3 separate regions of the Homo sapiens genome follow, and regions 1 and 3 are each linked to region 2. The links are chromatin contacts, found by Hi-C or POLR2A ChIA-PET in ENCODE. All regions are on one chromosome and are shown on one strand. Each heading gives the region's core, a stretch centred on a gene start or an enhancer-like site at or near the end of the contact. The rest is flanking DNA. Distances are from core to core; before and after follow the strand shown. Region 1 holds the start of METRN (meteorin, glial cell differentiation regulator). Region 2 holds the start of AXIN1 (axin 1). Region 3 holds the start of STUB1 (STIP1 homology and U-box containing protein 1).

Region 1 (4,310 bases), core at 843-3,342, 360 kb before region 2:
GAGGTCAGCCCCTGGTCCCCGGATCGCCCCGCCTGGAACAGCGGCGGTGTCTGGCGGAGGACACGGGCGGCCACCACAGTGATGACAGACTCCTGCAGCTCCACGTCATGGGTGACCCCATGGATGATCCCGTGAATTACTGTGGGGAGGCATGTGGCTGCGGTAGGCATTCAGGGGAAGGCAGGCTCCAGGCTCCCCCCATGGCGGGGACACTCACCGAAGTCGCTGGTGCATGCGGCCAGGAGCAGCTCAGCGTCGCTGCAGGGCCTGCAGGCACCTGGCATGCAGAGGGGGTGGTGAGGAGAGGCCCTGCCCTCTCCCGGCATCACCCCAGGCCCCGTCCCTTGTCCGCACAAGCGGCAGGAGGCAGCAGGCAAATGAGCAGAGCCCACGCTCAGGGCCTGATGGCACCTGGGGGTCCCAGAGAGCTACACAGCAGATGTGCACGCCCTCGGCGACACCTGTACTCAGGAAACACACTTGCAGGCGCGTACCTCCAAGGCAGGAATGCACACAGACGTGGGCCTGGGGGCCATGCCTAGCGATCAGCTGTCCTGGGCCGCCCTCCTGCACTCCCATCTGACATATGCACCCCAGCATCTGGGACCCCTCTAGTTTCCCGGATCTGAGGTCTGAAGAGCAGCAGCCCAGCTAGGGTGATAGGAAGTGGGGGCAGAGGAAGGGTGGTCTGGGGTCCCTGGCCCAGGGCCAGGGGGCAGAATAGCGAGAGCCCATCCCTTTCAGGGTCAGGCGCCAAGCTCCAGGAGAGCCAAGCAAGAGCTGGGCCTGGTGCCCTGCAGGGAGGCGAGCGGCGTCTCCATGGTGACCGGGCTGCACACTGGACTTTTGTTGGTTGGGCTGGGGGAGGGGAGAGAGGTCACCGCTGGGCCAGGGAGCCCCGGACAGCTTTGGCCGGAGGCTTCGATTCTGTCCCCACCATCTCTTCCCCCAACCGTTCAGGGACCAGAGGCCCAGGATTGCTGGGCCCGGCCTCCCCTTCCCTCCACTCTGCCCCTGCCAGCTCTTTCCAGAGATGAATCGGGAAGGGAGGGCGGGGAGGCCATCCCTCCCCAGCAGTCCCAGGCTGTGTGGCCTGACAAGCCCATCCAACCCTTGTAGCTCACTTTTTCCTTCTGCAGTGGGGCCGACAAGGCACATTCCCGCCAAGCCCAGGCAGGGTAAGACTTCGGGACTCCCACCCTGTCCCAACCAGACCGCCACTCACCGTCTACGCCGAGACCGTGGGCCTGCGGGGGCAGCTCGGGGCGCCCGTCCTCGCGCAGCTCAAAGCGGAAGGCGGCCACGCGGCGGCTGATGTCCTGGTGCGGCGTGGCCTGCAGGAAGAGGGCCCGGCGCTCGCGGGGACCCCAGCGCACGCAGCGGCCCCCTGCCGGGCCCGGGCCCTCGGCCAGCAGCAGCTCCAGGGCGCCCCCTGCGCGCTCCGCGAAGACCTGGGCGCCCGCGAAGGGCCGCACCGGCCGCAGACAGGCGATGCCGGGCCGCGCTCTGGGATCGGGGCCGCCCAGGGTCAGGCGCAGCGCCCCAGCCGGGTACAGCCACTCAACCGCGCCCTCCGCACAGGCCAGGGCCAGCTGCCCCACGCTGCCGGGCTCCTGGGTGAGGCCGCTGGGGACAGGACGGGACGGGGCGCTGAGACGGGGGCGGGTCCCCGCCCGGCGCAGCCCCCGCTCCCTCCCGAGGCCGCCTCGCGGATGGGGAAACCGGCCCAGCGCTCTGCGCGCTCCGAGGGGCGCCTGGGGGGTCCTAGCCGCAGCGCACCCCGTCCTAAGTGCGGGGACAGCCCCCCGGACCGTACCTGCCCCTCCAGCTGCAGCGCTCCTCGGAGTAGCCGGCGCGGGCAGCCGGGGCCAGGAGGCCGCAGCACAGCGCGCAGAGCAGCGCCGCGGCCGGGAACCCCATGGCACGGCGGGCGGCGTCCGGGGAGTCGGGGCTCTCACCACCGCTGCCCCGGCGGGGCGCGGGTCCGGGCGGCGGCGGGAGCAGCCGGGGGCGCCGGCCGCCCGGCCCCGGCGAAGCCCCCAAGCCCGCGGCCGCTCCGCCTGCCGCGCAGCCCCAGCGCCGGGGCCGCCTTGGAGCGGGTCGGGAAGGGGGCGGGGCCTGCGGCGTGTCGGCCAGTCGCGGCGCGGCCCGGAACTTTCCGCCAATAGCAGGCGCGGGGCGGAGCGGGGGCGGGGCCGGAGCTCGGGCGCCGCCGGAGGACTATCCCACGGTCCAAGCGCCTCGAGGGTTGGGGGGGGCCTTGGCGCGGAAGGGAGGCTCCTTGCCCGCCCCGCGCTGTGCGTCTCTCCTTCGCCGCGCCCTCACCCTGGCCTCGCCCCCCGCGCTGTCCCGATCGGAGTCCTGGAGCCTCTGATGGAGCCGAGGTTTTGATGTCCACTGGAACCTCGGGGTGGCGGTAGGGAAGGTGGCCCACCTGGTGGTTCCGCCTCGCGGGCGGCCGGGCCTGCTCCTTCCTAACACTGGGACCTGGGCCTGTTGGCCACATCCCTCCCAACCAGGTCCGGTCCTGCTGACCAGAGGCCGGTGGAGCCCCAGAGGAGAGGGGTCATGACTCCAGAGGCGGGGAAGGCCTGGCCTGGGGGCTGCGCCTTGGAGCGGGGCCAGGCCTCGGGTTTTGGTAAGGCCGTCTGCAGGAGGGGGTCCTGCTGAAGAGCGCGCAGCCCGCAGGCTTAGGCCCCTTTCCTCAGACCTAGCGGCACCCCATAGTTGCCGGATGACCGACCCCGGGCCAGACGGGGCTCCTGGAGGGGCGTGAATGGAGCAGCCACGGGCACCCCTGCAGGCCTGCAGCACGTGGAGACACAGGAGCTGGGAGGACACCCCTGGGCCACAGGAGCAGCCCCCACCAAGATGAAACAAGCAGAAACAGGCGATTCGCAAACACACTGTAGCCTCAGGCTGGAGCAGTGTGGGATTCCCAGCATCCGGGACTGCTGAGTTGGCCTGATGGGAGGAAGTGGGCAGTGGCTGGCCAGGTGGACAGGAAGAGAATGGGGGAGAGCAGACAGCCTGGGTCAAGGGCCTGAGGAAGGAGCTCTTGGCAGCCCAGTGAAACCCCAGGGCATGGGTGGTGGGTGGGGACGACAGGTCAGATCACAGAAGGCCTAAGGCACAAGCAAAGGGGTCCCACTACATACTGAACCCCTTACGGACGACAGAAGCTTTAGCCGGGGACTGCAAGGACCAGCATAGACTGTGCAGCCTGAAGATGTGAACATTCCGTCCCCTGCCCCCAAACCTCCTGCCACCCGGCGCTCGAAACTCATGGTGGACAGATGAGTTCACCAGTGGCAGTCGGACAGATGAGGCCAGATGGCTCAGTGGCAGTGGGAGGCTGGATCCCACTGACCAGGCCCTCCCTCAACCCCAGGGCCCTCCCAGGCCAAACAGGAACAAGGCGCCTACTGGGCTCGGCCAGCCCCTTGCTCTGGGCGAGGTGCAGGTCAGAAGTAGCCATCACAATCCCCAAAAGGTGGAAGACTCCCAAAGGCCTGTCTGCAGCTGAGTGGACAAGCAAGTGCAGTGGGTCCATTTTTTTTTTTTTTTTTGAGACGGAATCTCGTTCTGTCGCCCAGGCTGGAGTGCAGTGGCTCGATCTCGGCTCACTGCAACCTCTGCCTCCTGGGTTCATGCCATTCTCCTGCCTCAGCCTCCCGAGCAGCTGAGACTACAGGCGCCCGCCACCACACCCGGCTAAATTTTTGTATTTTTTCTTTTTTTAGTAGAGAGGGTGTTTCACCGTGTTAGCCAGGATGGTCTCGATCTCCTGACCTCGTGATCTGCCCGCCTTGGCCTCCCAAAGTGCTGGGATTACAGATGTGAGCCACCGCGCCCGGCCTCTTTTTTTTTTTTTTTTTTTTTTTTTTTTTTGAGATGGAGTTTCGCTCTTTGCCCAGTCTGGAGTGCAATGGCGCGATCTTGGCTCACTGCAACCTCCACCTCCTGGGTTCAAGCGATTCTCCTGCGTCAGCCTCCCGAGCAGCTGGGATTACAGGCATGTGCCATCATGCCGGCTAATTTTGTATTTTTAGTAGAGACGAGGTTTCTCCATGCTGGTCAGGCTGGTCTTGAACTCCCGACCTCAGGTGATCCGCCCACCTCAGCCTCCCAAAGTGTTGGGATTACAGGCATGAGCCACGGCACCCCCTGGCGGTGGGTCCATTATTAAGCCATAAAAAGGAATGAAGTTCTGGTCCCTTGACACCCGCTACAGCCTGGATGAGCCTGGAGGCTTATGCGCTGAGCAAAATAAGCCAGAGACAAAAGGACAAACACTGTTGGATTCCACT
Region 2 (4,283 bases), core at 103-2,602:
CCTGGGCTGTTGTGGGAGGCGGCAGATCCTGGTACTCACATCCTCCTCCTTGGGGAGGGCCTGATGGTTGGCTGAGGCCTGGGTGGAGAGCAGAGGGTTGGTTCTGACAGGGTTGGGCTGGCCAGAGCTGGTGCTGGGGCTGCTGCTGGGGGCCCGTGCCTCTCTGCCGTGGGGTGCCTGGGGCTGTGACCTCATGCTCTGTGGCCTGCAGGGCAAGTGACACGGATCTGGGCAGCCAGGGTGGCAGGATCGGACTGGACCCCTTGGCAGGGCCGCTGTGGAGACAGCCCAGGGGAAGGGGTGCAGGGGTCTGGACACTCCAATGGCCTTGCTCTCGGGCTGGCCTGGGCAGCGGAGGGAAGGAGAACCCTTCTCTGATACTAGATGGTGCCTGGGAGAAATCAAGGCAGAGGGTCCTAGCCGGTGGGCTCTTTGGAGGTTGTGGCTCCTGTCCGGGTGAGAGCCACCATATATTGGGGCCTAACGTGTTCCCTGGCGCTGTGAGTCCAGGCTGCCTTGGGACTCAGGAGGGTGGAGCCCACCCCACCTTCCAAGGGCCCTGGCCATCCCTGCCTGCCGACCACCCCACTCCTGGGAGCCTGCTTCCCTCACGGCGGCGGGCAGGCCGTGGCGGTCCCCACGAGGGCCTCCTCTCCAGGGCCGGCTGGGCAGGGAGCCCCGAGGCCTGCAGCCCCCTGACTGCCCTCCGATGTACTGGCGGCAGAAAAGGGCTGCGCCCCACGTGCGCCCTTCGGGGCGCGCAGTCCGCCCAGTGCTCCCCACGGCCGCGGCCATTCCAAGGACCTGCAACGCCGCCTCTCCCACTCCGCTCTCTGGGAAGCCAAAGCCTCCCGGGCTCCGCTTCCGCACCGCCCCTCGGGAAGACGGCGCGACCGCGCCCCCGGCACGCCCCGCCCCCGGCAGGCACTGACCACGCCCTCTCCCGGCCATGCAGAGACCCCGGCCCATGTTTCTCAACTCGTCTTCTCGCTTCCGGCCCCGCCCCGCGCCGGAGGCCCCGCCCCACGCTCTTTACCTCTTCTGCTCGAGGCGGGCCCCGCCTTACTCCCTGGTCCCCGCCCCACGCCCGAGGCCCCGCCCCGAGCTCTTCACCTCGTCTTCTCGCTTCCGGCCCCGCCCACGCCCCGGCCCCGCCCCGCGCTCCTCACCTGTCCCCTCGCTGTCGGCCCCGCCCCACGCTCCTCACTTTATCCTCGCGCTTTCAGCCCCGCCCCGCGCCTGAAGCCCCGCCCCACACCCTTTACCTCGTCCCCGCGCTGCCGGCCCCGCCCCGTGTTGAGGCCCCGCCCCGCGCTCTCACCTCGTCCCCGCGCCCCGGCCCCGCCCCCGCACTTCCGGACGCCGCCGGCGGGGGCGCTCGGGCCTGGGCTTCGGCGCTCTGGCTCGGGCTCTGGCTCGGGAGGCGATCGTGGCCGCTGCCGCCGCCAGAGCCGGCCGGAGTCGGCCCGGAGCCGCGTCCACGCGGAGCGGGCGGGTGGGAGCTGGCGGCTGGGCCCCTGCGGCGCCCCCGCGGCCTGCCCCGCGTCCGCCTCCGGGCCGCCGAGCCGCAGCCGCCGAGATGGGGGCCGCCCCGGGCCGCGCCCCCGCCGGGTCCCGCCCGCCGCGCTGCCGCTGAGCGCATGGGCCCGGACCGCGCCGCGCCGCTCCGGGAGCCGGGCCCGGGGTCCCGCCACCACCGCGCGCGGGTGAGTAGGGCCGGGCTCCGGGGCGGGCTAGGCCGCGGTAGGCCGGGCGGGCGGGACCCGGAAGCGGCGGGGGGCGCGGGTGGCTGACGCGCGTGGGACCGAGGGGGTGGGCGCGCGGGGAGCTGGGGCCGGGGTGTCCCTGGGCAGCGGGACTGGCGGCGCGGTGGCCGCTTGGAGGTCCGAGGCCTCGGGCGCGTCTCGGGGCACGGAGCAGCTGCAGGGGCCGCGCATCGCGTGCGGGGGCCCGGGAGAGCCGGGCCTGGAGCCCTCCCCGCCGCCCAGAAGTCGGCGGGAGTCCGGCTGTCCCGGAGGAGGACACTCCCGCCCGCCCTCGCCGAGGCCGCGTGCCGGGTCCGGGTCGGGGTTCGGCCTGAGTAGCCGCGTGCTCCGGCGTCCGTACCCTCCAGGTTGATGCCTTGCTGCCCAAACACTGGTCTTTCTCTTGGGTGTGGTTCTTAGATTCTACCCCCGCCCCGCACTTTGGAATTTAGCCCCCGTGAAACCAGAGCTGCACTGCCCGAGCAGTGAAACTTTCAGCTTGGCATTGAAGAAAGTAGAGAAAAACATGTCAGTTCTCTGGGGATTTTTCTCAGCCCATCTATAAGATATATATATATATATTTTTTGTAGAGATGGGGTGTCACTATATTGCCCAGCAGGTGTTGAATTCTTGGCCTCAAGCGATCCACCTGCCTCAGCCTTCCAAGGTGTTGGGACTACAGGGGTGACCACCGTCCTCTAAGATAATTTTTTTTTTTTGAGACGGAGTCTCGCACTGTAGCCCAGGCTGGAGTGCAGTGGCGCTATCTTGGCTCACTGCAACCTCCGCCTCCCGGGTTCAAGCAGTTTTCCTGCCTCAGCCGCCTGAGTAGCTGGGATAACAGGCATGCGCCACCACATCCGGCTAATTTTTGTATTTTTAGTAGAGACAGGGTTTCACCATGTTGACCAGGCTGGCCTGGAACTCCTGACCTCAGGTGATCTGCCCACTTTGGCCTACCAAAGTGTTGGGATTACAGGCGTGAGCCACCGCGCCTGGCCCCTTCTAAGATAATTTATAAAGGGTTCTTATGTGCATGTCAGCCCCTTGTTTTTGCTCACACTTCTGTTCTCTGCTTCTTCAGGAAGAATCTCGAGCTTACTTGGATCCACAGGCCCTATTTTGGAGAAAACACAGTCTAAACCGGCTACCCGAGATACTCAGCAATAGCTCGGTTTCAGTTTTTTTTTTTTTTTGAGACAGAGTTTTGCTCTTGTTGCCCAGGCTGGAGTCCAATGGCGTGATCTCCGCTCACCGCATCCTCCGCCTCCCAGGTTCAAGCGATTCTCCTGCCTCAGCCTTCCCAAGTAGCTGGGATTATAGGCATGCGCCACCAAGCCTGACTAATTTTGTATTTTTAGTAGAGATGGGGTTTCTGTATGTGGGTCAGGATGGTCTTGAACTCCCGACCTCAGGTGATCCGCCCACCTCGGCCTCCCAAAGTGCTGGGATTACAGGCGTGAGCCACCTCACCTGGCTTTGGTTTCAGTTTTAAGATCTCCATTCAGGGACAAGGATGGGAAAGCATGAAAAACAGACTGTTTTTGTTTGATTTTCAGCTGGTGTTGACTTGTCTTGGGTTTCTAGTTTCAGAAAAGCTAAGCAGACTTTTTCGGATTACATTGGTCATTGAGAATTTCAGTGATGGGGGAATAAATTACATGTGAAATAGTAGCCCTGAACCTTCAAGAGTTAAATCAATGGACAGCTGGGAAGATGTCAGAGTCGTGTTGTGTTACTTGCCTCCTCCATGTAAATCAAAATGTCAAAAGTTACGTTTGGGTAAAATAAATACCTACACACGTAGGTAGCATTGAGTTTGCTGCCATGATGCCTGGAGCATATGCCTAAGCGGTGACGAAAGGGAATTTTAAATACAGTATCATACTTGTAGGCATCCCGCCCGTTTTATGGACTCACTTTATTGATGGTAGCTACAGGCTGTGGGCCAGATTCAGTGCTTGCAGGCATTTGATACTGAACTGAGTAAACGTGACTGCTTTATGTGTGGTGTGTACTTGTGTGTACACTAAATGCTTGGTGTGCTTCCCTGTGGGAACCCAGAGATTTCAGGAATTGGGACATGTTTCAACAACATCAGTAGCTTGTAGAGGGGTTCATGTGCTTCCAGGGACACCAAAAAGTCTTCTGTCAGTTGACAGCCAAAAATACACATGATTGTAAGAAAATTTTCTTCTGGGCTCTGAAAATTTGGTTCACACATGAATTAAAACATTAGTTTTGGGGCCAGGCAAAGTGGCCTGTAATCCCAACACTTTGGGAGGCCGAGGCGGGTGGATTGCTTTGAGCTCAGGAGTTTGAGACCAGCCTGGCCAACGTGGTGAAACCCAAAATACAGTAATTAGCCGGGCGTTGATGACTCGTGCCTGTAGTCCCCGCCACTTGAGAGGCTGAGGCTGGAGAATTGCTTGAGCCTGGGAAGCTGAGGCTGCAGTGAGCTGAGATCGCCCCACTGCAGTCCAGCCTAGGCGACAGAGCGAGACCCTGTCTCAAAATAACAAAAAACAAAACAACAA
Region 3 (4,216 bases), core at 1-2,500, 330 kb before region 2:
GGAGTCGGTGATTCAGAATTATCCCAAGACAGGGCGGCCTGGGGTGAGGGTCCCACCTCTCACGCTCCGCGGCAATGAGCCTGGAGAGGTAGGAGTGCAGCTCGCTCTCCTGGTGGATGCGCCGCTCCTCAATGCTGTTCCAGCGCTTCTTCTTCGCGATTCGAAGAGCGCTGGGGATGTCGTCCCCGAAGTTCAGCCGCTGCTCCTTGGCCAGGCTGTAAGCTGGGGAACGGGGGCTTCACGTCACTCTCTGGCCAGTCCACCCGCCTGGCCCCAGAGGCCCCACAACCGGGCAGCTTGTCAGCCAACCTCGCTGCAGATTGGCGATGGCCTCATCATAGCTCTCCATCTCCAGCTGGCACTGCCCCAGGAAGAAGTGCGCCTTCACAGACTGCCCGTCCAGCTCCAGGGCGCGCCGGCAGTCGGCCAGGGCCTGCTCGTGCTGCTGCATCTTCAGGTAGCACAAGGCCCGGTTGGTGTAATACACGGCCACCAGCGGGTTCCGGGTCTAGGGACCAAGGCCGGGCCAGCCGCATGAGGGCGTAGGCTCAGCGTGCCCACTCTGACCCACGGCCCGTCCCAGCTTCTGCGCTCTGGCTAGAATCAAGAAACTAGGTTTCTCAGTTGTCAAAGCCCCTGGGTCCAAGGATCTGTGCACAGTGGAGTACTGGCTGAGCCTATCCGCTTGATTCCACTTGGTTTTGTAAAGTTTTCCAAATCTTTGGAGAGTCCGGGCTTAGGACCTGGGGTCCTCAAGGGTCGAGGGCCCCTGCCCTCCCCCCACCCGGCCGGCCTCCATCCAGCATCGCACCCTCGTTCTCCGGCACCCGGCGCTGGGCTCGAGAACCACGGCTGGGCTTTGGGAGCCGAGGACACGCCCCGAAGAGGAGCCAGACCCTCGGTGGGGCCGGCCGGGCCCGGGCCCGGCCCTCCCCGGTGCCACCGCCGCCGCCCTCCCCGCGCGGGCGCACTCACGATCGCGCGGCCGTAGCAGGCCGCCGCCTCCGGGTACTTTCGGCCCACGAACAGACGATTGCCCTGCTCCTTGAGCTCCTGCGCGCTCGGGCTCTTCTCGGGGCTTCCGCCGCCAGCGCCCAGCCGTGCGCCGCCCTCCTTCTCCTCCTTGCCCTTCATGGCGCCGCGCGGCACGGCCTGGGCTCCGCTCCCAAGCTCCGCGCCTCGCGGCCCAGCGCCCGCAGCCGGAGCCCCGCAGCCCGAGCCCGCGATCCGCTCGGGCCCGGCCCAGCTCCGCCGCCGGAACTTCCGGCCGGGGGCGGGACCAGCGGGGACGCACGCGTGGGGGCGAGTGGGGCCGCGCGTGCGCCCAACCAGCCTGGACGGGGACACTGGGCCCGCGACGTCGGGGGCTGGGAGGAACGCTCCAGTTCCCTGTCCCCGCGCTCTTAAGGGTGGGCGTTCGCGTAGGCCCTGGCCTGCCCTGCTGAGGTCTCTTCGGAACCCGCCTCGGCGGCGGCCGCCACACACATTCGACTTTCCCAGTGAGATGCCTCACTTGCTTCGCTGAGGGCGCGCTCCCGCAACAGCCTGTCCCGACCACCTGGGGTTCCGCCCCTGTCCCAACGCGCAGAGACCCCTCCCCCGGCAGCCGGCCCCATCCAGAGGCCCCGCCCCCAGCAGCCGGCCCCATCCGCAGAGGCCCCGCCCCCAGCAGCCGCCCAATCCAGAGGCCCCGCCCCCAGCCGCCGGCCCCATCAGCAGAGGCCCCGCCCCCAGCCCCATCCGCAGAGGCCCCGCCCCCAGCAACCGCCCAATCCAGAGGCCCCGCCCCCAGCACCCGGCCCCATCAGCAGAGGCCCCGCCCCCAGCCGCCGCCTCCCGCCCCTGCGCGTGAACGTAGCGGCTTCCCACGCGCTGTGGGGTGTGAGGACCCCAGTCGCTGGGCTGCCATTCTGGAGCGCCACGAGAGGTGCTACGGGCGAGCGCGAGCCCCCGAGGGCGGCTGGAAGCCCCGGACTGTTGGTAGAGTGGAAGGGGATAGAGATCGGTGGGGCGAGCGTCCTCCGTGGCCAGTCCTCCCCTCACCGCCCTTCCTCAGGTATCGGGAAGAGTTGCCAGCGGCCATCAGGGGCAGAGCAGAGAAGCATGTGACAGGGAGCTGGAGCGGCTGCTGGCCTGGCAGCTTGACTGTGAAGGGCGGCCCGCCCCGAGGGCAGGGCCTCCGTAGCGCGGGTCTTCATTGGGGCGTGGCATCGGCGGGGCGGGTGTCTCCAGTGGGGGCGGGGCCTCCCTGGTGGGTCCAGCACCCCAGGCACCCTGACCTGGCCTCCCACAGAGGGGCGCTTCCGGCCACGTCTGCAGCAGCTGGTGGCCACCAATCCCCCTGAGCTGGTTGTGCACTGTTCGACCGCCACCTTCTGCCTCCTGCCAGATGTGGGGGCTGCAGTCACCGAGCTGTGTGCCCTCTGCGGTGTGGGCCCACCACAGCCTCGGGTGAGTTGGGTGGGCACGACTTGGGTACATAGGCGTTCTTGTCTGTGAAGCGGGCAGTCTGGGCCCTTGCGTGTCGCTAGGAGCAGGAACCATAGGGCCCTGGGCTGCTGGGAGCAGGGTCTCCCAGAGCTTGTCCTGATGGGGTGTGTCTGGCTGCTTCTCCTCGCTGTTCACAGCAGTCCTGGCAGCTGGAGCTCCAGAGATGGAGGCCTTCATGTCAGATGAGGCGGTGGCCACAGTGCCCGGCTGGCCGGCCCCACAGTACACCCTCAGGTACTACCTGCTGTACCTGGGCCAGGTTCAAGAGCGGGCCACAGCTCTGAGCCAAGGGGAATGAACTGTGTGTGGGCAGGTTGGGGTGGCCCGTGCCCCTGGGCCTGAGTCCGTGTGCCCCTCCCTAGCCAGTGCCTCAGGACAGTGGACTCCCTACCTAGTGGAGACAGCACTGTGGACCTGGGCTGTGGGGCAGAGGCTGTGCCCAGACCTGCTGCCCAACCTTGGCCCCAGCCTGGCCACCCACGAGGATGCTAGGCCAGCCAAGAAGCATGGAACCCAGGCCGAGTAAACTTGGCCATGGCCCAGGCCTGCTCACCTGCCACAGAACCTCAGGCCTCCGGGTCTCACTGGACGGCAGGGAGGCTGAAGAGGAGGCTGGCCACTACGGGAGCTCAATAAACACTTCCCAAACTCACGCCTGATCACACACCCGGCCTGACCACACACCTGGCCTGACCACACGCCCGGCCCCCAGCCATCCCGCGTGCCCCCAGCTCCCACAGACACAGCACCTGTGGCCCAGGAACAACTCCCACGCCTGACCCCAGGTGCAGAGATGCACAAGGAGGGAAGTCCAGGCCCCCGTGGTGGGGAGGGCCGTCGCGGTCTGTGCAGCAGGTGTGGGGGCCCTGACGAGTCTCCAGAGCCCGGGACAGCCCCCTGGTGCTGTGTAAAATATTTATTAATTATCCAAAAAGGCTCAGACCGCAAGTCCTGGGAGTGGGGGGTGGGTGGCTGGGACAGGGCCTCCTTTGAGGCCACCCACACCCAAGGGGCACAGCAGCCCTGAGACGTCCGTTCACAAAGGGCAGACGTGAAGGCCCCTGGTGGGCGGCCACCACATGCCCGAGCCCTGGCCTGTGCAGCCTCAGGTAGCCGGTCAGGGCGGTGGGGGGATGTGGGCGCCCAGCAGGTCGTAGGCGAAGACGTTCCAGAAGACGGCGAAGAGCAGGAAGGTGCCGTAGGCCAGCAGCACCACCCACCAGCCGCACTGGTCCCGCAGGCGCTCCTCGTAGCTCCGCAGGATGGTCAGGCCCATGCTCACCCCCACCACCGCGCCTGCCAGGTGCGCCATGAAGCTGGGCTGTGGGCCCGAGGCGGGCAGCGGCGGGGAGAAGCGCAGCCACACGGCCCGGCCCACCTCGGAGCTCACTGCAGAGGGACGCGGCAGGTGGGAGGTGCCCTGGCTGCAGGCTGAGAGGCCCCCCGGCCCTCCCCCCGGCCCCTACTCACTGCACACCAAGGCCAGCACCATCCTCAGCAACTTGTAGGGACATCTCATCCCAGCCCAGTTCTATGGGTGTGTGCAGACGAGAAGTGGTGAGGCTCACCTGGGGCCCCTCCCCACGCCCCCCACCGGGCAGGCCCGTTACCATGACAACGTTGGCCAGGTGTGCCGAGCACAGGGCGTAGACCCCGCCGGAGCCTCCCACCACCGGGGCCCGCATGTCGGTGATGGAGACGGTTAGGGAGCCTGTGTGAGCAAGCG

What was found. A loop is a pair of places that touch in the nucleus more often than their neighbours do. ChIA-PET counts read pairs that join two places held with the same protein, here RNA polymerase II (POLR2A). Pooled maps may share reads with other maps.
Region 1: a loop to region 2 is called in a pooled map, with 4 times the contacts of the local background. The contact joins the promoter of METRN here to the promoter of AXIN1 in region 2. A Hi-C loop is called at or near these places in 4 of 50 pooled maps. POLR2A ChIA-PET finds 5 or more read pairs at or near these places in 4 of 52 experiments (A673, BJ, HEK293 and 1 more).
Region 3: a map with no recorded cell type shows a loop between it and region 2 (15-fold over the local background). The contact joins the promoter of STUB1 here to the promoter of AXIN1 in region 2. A Hi-C loop is called at or near these places in 1 of 37 single-sample maps with no recorded cell type and 9 of 50 pooled maps. POLR2A ChIA-PET finds 5 or more read pairs at or near these places in 3 of 52 experiments (HEK293, activated B cell and activated CD4-positive, alpha-beta T cell).

The regions. Positions count from the first base shown.
Region 1 is chr16:712,900-717,209 of GRCh38, reverse strand. METRN (meteorin, glial cell differentiation regulator) reads right to left here and starts at 2,092. Exons shown (of 4, transcript NM_024042.4): 1 at 1,817-2,092; 2 at 1,226-1,626; 3 at 218-277; 4 at 1-139. The coding sequence starts at 1,920. RefSeq lists enhancers at 86-683, 684-1,281, 1,282-1,879, 2,478-3,076 and silencers at 1,334-1,393, 1,494-1,923, 2,024-2,333.
Region 2 is chr16:349,792-354,074 of GRCh38, reverse strand. AXIN1 (axin 1) reads left to right here and starts at 1,352. Exons shown (of 11, transcript NM_003502.4): 1 at 1,352-1,706. RefSeq lists silencers at 684-943, 984-1,463, 1,564-1,643, 1,924-1,973, 1,994-2,063 and 1 more.
Region 3 is chr16:677,444-681,659 of GRCh38, reverse strand. STUB1 (STIP1 homology and U-box containing protein 1) reads right to left here and starts at 1,250. Exons shown (of 7, transcript NM_005861.4): 1 at 976-1,250; 2 at 310-508; 3 at 57-222. The coding sequence starts at 1,134. RHBDL1 (rhomboid like 1) reads right to left here. Exons shown (of 8, transcript NM_001278720.2): 6 at 4,101-4,201; 7 at 3,961-4,021; 8 at 3,392-3,879. The coding sequence ends at 3,608. It also overlaps the pseudogene STUB1-DT. RefSeq lists enhancers at 1-471, 442-491 and silencers at 1,172-1,381, 1,662-1,771.